Regions from separate parts of the Homo sapiens genome. Here region 2 is linked to region 1. Evidence: read pairs that join two places in POLR2A ChIA-PET (ENCODE). Cell type or tissue: GM12878. All regions are shown on one strand.

Region 1 (4,000 bases):
TACTCCAGAGGCTGAGGCAGGAGAATCCCTTGAACCCAGGAGGTGGAGGGTGCAGTGAGCTGATATCGCTCCACCGCTCTCCAGCCTACGTGACAGAGTGAGACTCCGTCTCAAAAAAAAAAAAAAAAGATTGTTGGCACATCCTATGCAATGTATCTAAATTGAATAATGGTACCAGATAAAATTATAGATGGGAATGAAGTTTGTGTGTCATCCATTATCATGTGTAATCAATAAACGATTTAATTCTCTTGACAAAAAAAAAAAGAAGAAAGAAAATACCTATTTAAGGCTGACATGGTGGCTCACTCCTTTAATCACAGTACTATGGGAGGCCAAGGCAAGAGGATTGCTTGAGCCCAGGAGTTCCAGACCATCCTGGGCAACATGGTGAAACCCCATCTCTACCAAAAATACAAAAATTAGCCAGGTGTGGTGGCACACGCCTGTAGTCCCAGCTACTTGGGGTGCTGAGGTGGGAGGAACGCTTGAGCCCAAGGAGGTCGAGGGTGCACTCCAGTCTGGGTGACAGAGTGAGAACCTGTCTCAAAAAAAAAAAAAAAAAAAAAAGGAACAGAAAATACCTATTTAAAACAGGAAACTATAGAAAATAGCCTAATAGTTTTAAAAAATAGAACTTCTAGAAATGAAATGAATAAAATAATGGACAAGTTTAACCTCAGATTACATACAAGTGAACAGAAAAATAAACGAACTGAATGATATGACAATAGAAAATTATCCAGCCTTCAGTAAAGAAAGACAAGAAGAAGGGAAACATGAAAGAGCAGTAAATAGATATGGAGGATAAATTAAGACAATCTAACATGTATTGATAAATTTGGAGTTCTGGAGGGCAAGGAGAGAGAAAATGGTAAAGAAGTAATTTTTTTTTTTTTTAAGTTAAGTTCTTGCTCTGCTGCTCAGGCTGGAGTGCAGTGGCACAACCATGGCTCACTGCAGCCTTGAACTCCTGGGCTCAAGCGATCCTCCCACCTCAGCCTCCCGAGTAGCTGGGACCACAGGCATGTGCCAACATGCCTAGCTAATTAAAACATTTATTTTCTGTAGAGACGGGGCCTCACTATGTTACCCAGGTTCCTCTTGAGCTCCTGGGCTCAAGTCATTCTACTGCCTTGGCCTCCCAAACTGTTGGGATTATAGGTGTGAGCCACCATGCCTGGCCAAAAGGGTAATATTTGAAGAGACAGTAGCTAAGAAATTTTTAGGACCAATCTGTTTAAAAACACAGATTTAAGAAGTCCACTGAATTTCAACCAGGATTGAAAAAAAAAGTATTTTCAGTTAAACACAACATAGTGAAACAACAGCATACCAGAGACAAATGATCTCAGAAGCTGATTGACTGCTGACTTCACAAGAGAAAAAAATAAGTGCGAACTTAGAATTTTACCCCTCAAAAAATAGCTTTTGGCCAGGCACAGTGGCTCATGCCTGTAATCCTAGCACTTTGGGAGGCCGAGGTGGGTGAATCACTTGAGGTCAGGAGTTTAAGACCAAACTGGCCAACATGGTGAAACTCTGCCTCTACTAAAAATACAAAAATTAGCCAGGTGTGGTGGCGTGCACCTATAATCCCAGCTACTCGGGAGTTTGAGGTGCGAGAATTGCTTGAACCCGGGAGGCGGAGGCTGCAGTGAGCCAAGATTGAGCCACTGCACTCCAGCCTAGCCCACAGAGCAAGAATCCATCTCAAAAAAAGAATAAATAAATAAATAAATAAAAAGTTCAAAAAGGAAGATGAAAAACAGGCATTTAAGGCAAATTAAGTGAGAGATTTTGCTTCCACAATATTCATAAAAGGAAGTTCTAAAGAATGTACTTAAGAAACTGATCCTGGCTGGGTGTAGTGACTCCCTTGACTCACGGAGTTTGAGGCTGCAGTGAGTCCTGATGACACCACTGTACTCCAGCCTGGGCAAGAGAGTGAGACCTTTATTTCAAAAAAAAAACAAGCAGGATTTAAAAGGTCTGGGGGAAGGCCTAACAATTTATATTTATAACAAGCTCCCAGCTTGATACTAATTATTTAAGACCATGCTTTTTCTTTTCATTTTTCTTTTTTTTTTTTTTTTTTTTTTTAGACAGGGTCTCACTCTATCGCCCCGACTGGAGTGCAATGGTATGATCACAGCTCACTGCAGCCTTGAACTCCCAGGCTCAAGTGATTCTCCTGCCTCAGCCTTCCAAGTAGCTGGGACTACAGGCATGTGCCATCATGCTGGGTTAATTTTTTGTTTTATTTTTTGTAGAGATGAGGTCTCACTGTGTTGCCCAGGCTGGTATTGAACTCTTGTGCTCAAAGGATCCTCCCACCTCAGCCCCACAAAGTGTTGAGATTATAGGTGTGAGCCACCGTCCCGGGCCTAAAACCACACTTTAAATAGCACTGTTGATGAGCCATGAAAAGAAAGCAAAAACTGAGTATAAATTGCAAACTAGTAGAGGAGGAAAAGTTGAAATGAAAAAGAAAATAATTCAAAAGAAAGCAAAGAAGGAAAGTAAACTAGAACAGAAGGAACATGCAGAAAGCACAAAATAGGATGATGGTAGCTGGGCGCGATGGCTCATGCCTGTAATCCCAGCACTTTGGGAGGCCGAGGCGGGCAGATCACGAGGTCAGGAGATCGAGACCATCCTGGCTAACACGGTGAAACCCCATCTCTACTAAAAATACAAAAAATTAGCCGGGCGAGGTGGCTGGCGCCTGTAGTCCCAGCTACTTGGGAGGCTGAGGCAGGAGAATGGCCTGAATCTGGGAGGCAGAACTTGCAGTGAGCCGAGATAGCGCCACTGCACTCTGGCCTGGGCGACAGAACAAGCATCTGTCCAAAAAAAAAAAAAAAAAAAAAATAGGATGATAGTTACAAATTCAAATATATCAGCAATTACATTAAATATAAAAGAATTAAATTATCCAATTAAAAGACAAAGACTGATACAAAAAATAAACTCAAAATGCATCATAGACTCAAATAAAACTTTTAGAATAAAATATAGGAAAAATATATATGCAACTTTGGGTTAGGCAAAGAGTTATTAGATAGAATATCAAAAACATGATCCATAGAAGCAAAGCTGACAATTTGGATTTCATCAAAACAAAAATTTTGTATTATGCCTGTAATCCCAGCACTTTGGGAGGCCGAGGCAGGTGGATCATTGAGGTCAGGAGTTCAAGACCAGCTTAGTCAACATGGTGAAATCCCGTTTCTACTAAAAATACAAAAATTAGCTGGGCATGGTGGCACATGCCTGTAGTCCCAGATACTTGGGAGGCTGAGGCGGGAGAATGGGTTGAATCTGGGAGGCAGAGGTTACAGTGAGCCAAGATTGAGCCATTGTGCTCCAGCTTGGGTGACAGAGCGAGACTTCATCTCAAAAAAAAAAAAAAAAAAAAAAAAAAGACACTCTTAAGAGAATGAAAAGACAACTCATACAGAGAGAGAAAATATTTCTCCTTCTCTGTCTTCTCTGTCTTGCAGATATGCAAATCACATAACTGACATTTGACTTGTGTCCAGAATATATAAAGAACTCCCAAAACTTGACAATAAGAAAACAAACAGCCCAGTAAAATAATGGACAAAAGACTTGAGTAGACATTTAACCAAAGAAGAGGCATGGCTGAAAAACAGACACATGAAAAGTTGTTTAACAACATTAGTCATTAGAGAAATGCAAATTAAAACCACAAAAAATACTACTACACAACTGTCAGAATAACTAAAATAAACAATCTGACAATTCCAAGCACTTGTGAAAATAGGGAGCTACTGGTTTCTCTCATACATTGATAATAGCAATGGATAGTGATACAGACACTCTAGAAAACAGTTGGGCAGTTTTTTGTTTTGTTTTTTCTTTTTTCTTTTTGAAACAGTCTTGCTCTGTCACCCAGGCTGGAATACAGTGGCGTGATCTCAGCTCACTGCAACCTCCACCTCCCGGTTCAAGTGATTCTCCTGTCTCAGCCTCC
Region 2 (4,000 bases), 52 kb after region 1:
AATTCTTGACTCAGTTTATGCCCTTACCCCCTTCTCTTCCACTTCTCACAGACACACACATGTCAAGGACCTAACCAAGTTAGATGAATCTTGTGTCTGGGTGTAGCTGCTCCTGTTTCCTGGTTGTTAGTAGATATTCCATGTTGGTTAAAGCTGTGGTTTCTTCCTCTTGAGGTGCTTATGATTTCTGTGCTTGTTTCCCCGCAGAAGCTATTGACTCTTACTGAACTTCATTTTGTGTGTGCATGTGTCCAGTGTTAAAGCTAACCTATAGTGCTTGGTACAATACAGTTGGTCTGGCTCTACTCTTAAGACTTTGTCGGTGGCATCATCTTTCCATCTAGTGTTTAAAATGACTCATAATTACAAGTTACTAAATTACTTAATTTAAAAAAATAAGATACTGGCATATTGAATTCTGTAATATGACATTGCTTATTCTCTTGTTCAGAAGAATTTGGTTCCTTGGTGAGATTTGATATAAATGATTCTATGTAAGTACATTTGCCCCTTGGTATCCTCCATGGATTAGTTCCAGGATACCCCCAACCTCCACCCGATGGATACCAAAATCCACATATACTTAAGCCCCTTACGTAAAATGGTGTGGTATTTGCACATAATCTACACACATCCTCCTGTATACTTTAAATCACCTCTAGATTATCTATAATACCTAATTCAATTAAATGCTATATAAAGTTATACCGAATTATTTTGTTAAATTTGTATTACATTTTTTGTTGTATCATTCATTCATTCATTCATTGGAGATAGAGCTTTACTCTGTTACCCAGGCTGGAGCACAGTGGTGTGATCAGGGCTCACTGCAGCCTCAGCTTCCTGGGCTCAAGTGATTCTCGTGCCTCAGTCTCCTGAGTAGCTGAGACTACAGGCACGTGCCACCCTGCCTGGCACTAACTTTCTTCTTTTTTTTTTAGAGATGGGGGCCTCACTATATTGCCCAGGCTGGCTTTGAACTCTTGGGCTTAAGCAATCCTCCTGCCTTGGCCTCTCAAAGTGCTGGGATTACAGACGTGAGCCACTGAGCCCAGTCTGTTATTTTTATTGTTTTTGAAAAACATCTTTTCAGGCCATGTGCGGTGGCTCACGCCTGTAATCCCAGCACTTTGGGAGGCCGAGGCAGGCAGCTCACCTGAGGTTGGGAGTTCGAGACCAGGCTGACCAATATGGAGAAACCTGGTCTCTACTGAAAATACAAAATTAGCTGGGCATGGTGGCACATGCCTGTAATCCCGGCTACTCGGGAGGCTGAGGCAGGAGAATCTCTTGAACCCAGGAGGTGGAGGTTGCGGTGAGCCGAGATCGAGCCACTGCACTCCAGCCTGGGCAACAAGAGCGAAACTCTTGTCTCAAAAACAACAACAATAACAACAACAAAAAACATCTTTTCAATCCATGGTATGGATGTGGAACTCATGGATACAGAAGGCTGACTGTAGTATCTTTGAAATTTGTAATAAAGGGAAAGTACTTTTGGGTATTGACTTCTTTGAAACTTTTTTTTATATGGAAGTTACTTGAGTCTATATTTGAATTATGTTAAATGTATACATTTTTCCCCTGTGAATGAGGCTCTGTACAGTGCCCCAGAAATAGTCATGTTGTTCTTTCTCACACTCTTTGCCCTGTACACATTTCCTCTTTTGTACCCTTATTTATTCTTCTTGCTTTCTTTTTTTCCCCCTTATCTGCTAGTTTTTTCTTTTTTTTTCTCATTGCCTCTCTTCAGCATGTTTTGTTTTTAAAGTATGTATTTATTCTTTACTGAAATCTTGTTTTTAAAAATTGCTTATTGGCTCTTAACCACAAGAAAACAATAAATGCAATCAGTTTAGTAATTATCACTGTTAACAGAACTTTAAGTATCCACAGGCATATTGGGGGAAATATTTGATTGGAATGAATTTAAGTCCAATTCTTACTGTTTTCAATACAGTTATTTCTCAAACTCTGAGGCTGCGGAGTTCACACATTGAAATCTGTCATCTTTTTCAGAGAGAAACTTTCGGTAATGTGTAAGTAGTTTTTGGCTTTCATTTTGATTTGTTTCAGTTAGCTATTTCCTGTGTTAAACACAGTGAAACCTTAGTTTTCCAGAAGTCTTAATAATTTGGAATATATTCTCCATGTAATAATTATGGGTAACAAATGATACAAAATAATTCATTGAAAGATGTCTCAGGATGTGCCTTGGATCACAATTAATTCAACACCATTTATTAGAGACAAAATCTTCAATGTGAAGTATACGGTTCCCTTTTAGTAGTTATTTCCTGCGTTCTATTGTGAATGAGTTCAAATTATTAAATTTTGTGAAAAATACCCAAAAGAACTAATGAAAAGGAATTTTATGAATAAATTTATCTCAAATATTTACTTATAATAGCTAGTTATTTCCAAGGATAAGGTGGTAGTTCTCAAAAAAACTTATTAAATATATGTTTTCATGATAGTACTATATCTCTTCTGTTTCCGCTTTTTTTTTGAGACAGAGCCTCCCTCTGTTGCCCAGGCTGGAGTGCAGTGGCGTTGATCTTGGCCCATTGCAACCTCTGCCTACAGCGTTCAGGTGATTCTTGTTCCTCAGCCTCTCAAGTAGCTGGGATCATAGGCATGCACCATCATGCCTGGCTAATTTTTGTATTTTTGGTAGAAACGAGGTTTCACCATGTTGGCCAGGCTGGTCTTGAACTCCTGACCTCAAGTGATCTGCCCATCTCGGCCTCCAAAAGTGCTGGGATTATAGGCATGAGCCACTCTGCCCGGCCTCTTACCCTTCTTTCTACGTAGCAAGACATAAAACTATTTTATGCAATAGTGACTATCTGCTTTAGTTTGCCTGCTTTAGTTTGTTTATTTATTTATTTATTTATTATTTTGTGACAGAGTCTCACTCTTGCCCAGGCTGGAGTGCAGTGGCATGATCTCAGCTCACTGCAACCTCCGCCTCCCAGGTTCAAGCAATTCCCCTGCCTCAGCCTCCTGAGTAGCTGGGATTACAGGCGTGCGCCACCATGCCCCGCTAATTTTTTGTATTTTAAGTAGAGACGGGGTTTCACCGTGTTAGCCAGCCTGGTCTCGAACTCCTAACCTCAAGTGATCTGCCCGCCTTGGCCTTCCAAAGTGCTGGGATTACAGGCATGAGCCACCACGCCTGGCCATGCTTTAGTTTAAATAACATAAAGTTAGCATCTAGGAAAAAGGAGGATGTTTTAGTTTCTTCATTATGATGGAATGAAAATACTTTACCAGAGTAATTTTTAAGGTTATGTGTATTTAGAGCTTATAATATAAAATTCATGTACACACGAAAGCACATAAATAAAGGCTGATATAACCTTTGACCTAATAATTCTATTTCAACAAATGTATCCTGAAGAAATACTAGAGTTGTGTCCAGAGGTTTATCAAGATTATTCATTGTACCCTTTAAAAAAAATTAGCAAAATAAGTAGAAGTAATAAATGATCTACAGTAAGCACATAGGTCAAAAATGGTATATCCATAAAATAAAATACTATGCAGCCCTTTAAAAATTGTTTTCAAAGACTAATGAACTGGAGAAAAAAAGTTAAACACAAAAGTCCTTTTGTTATTCTGCAACTTTCTTAAATAAATAGATGGTCAATTGGGTAAAACTGCTCTTTTTTTGGAGCACTTGTTATATGCAACGAGCTGAGGGTGATAAGTCAGCATTTAACAGTCTTCTCAGAACAGATTGTTAGCACTTTCTTTTTAAGTGTCCATCTAGGAGGCATTTCTGAAAAGGTTAAGCCCTTTATTATATGTAGAAATCCTATATGTAAGGAAATTGCTGCATAGGCGCCATTAGTATGTAAATAAAACAAGTAGAAACATTTAATCTTCTTTAGTCCCATTTTTTTTCCTTTTTTTTTCCAGATGGAGTCTCGCTCGGTCGCCCAGGCTGGAGTGCAGTGGCGCGATCTTGTCTCACTGCAACCTCCGCCTCCTGGGT

Evidence for each region. ChIA-PET counts read pairs that join two places held together with the same protein. Peaks named below come from ENCODE experiments on the same cell type or tissue, not always from the same donor. Only the 100,000 strongest peaks of a DNase experiment are listed, where the experiment ranks them.
Region 2: POLR2A ChIA-PET joins it to region 1 with 5 read pairs; 13 of 35 experiments call an interaction of 5 or more read pairs at or near these places.

The regions. Positions count from the first base shown.
Region 1 is chr15:65,810,990-65,814,989 of GRCh38, reverse strand. The region is part of intron 1 of LOC105370866 (a long non-coding RNA gene); the gene reads right to left. Among named protein-coding and RNA genes, the nearest start is that of DENND4A, 21 kb to the right of the region's middle. In GM12878, no CTCF peak of the experiment used is centred here; no DNase peak of the experiment used is centred here; H3K27ac peaks cover 1,804 bases.
Region 2 is chr15:65,759,399-65,763,398 of GRCh38, reverse strand. It overlaps DENND4A (DENN domain containing 4A), which reads left to right. Exons shown (of 33, transcript NM_001320835.1): 2 at 1,961-2,039. Among named protein-coding and RNA genes, the nearest start is that of DENND4A, 31 kb to the left of the region's middle. In GM12878, no CTCF peak of the experiment used is centred here; a DNase peak (open chromatin) is centred at 2,000; H3K4me3 peaks cover 1,372 bases; H3K27ac peaks cover 2,851 bases.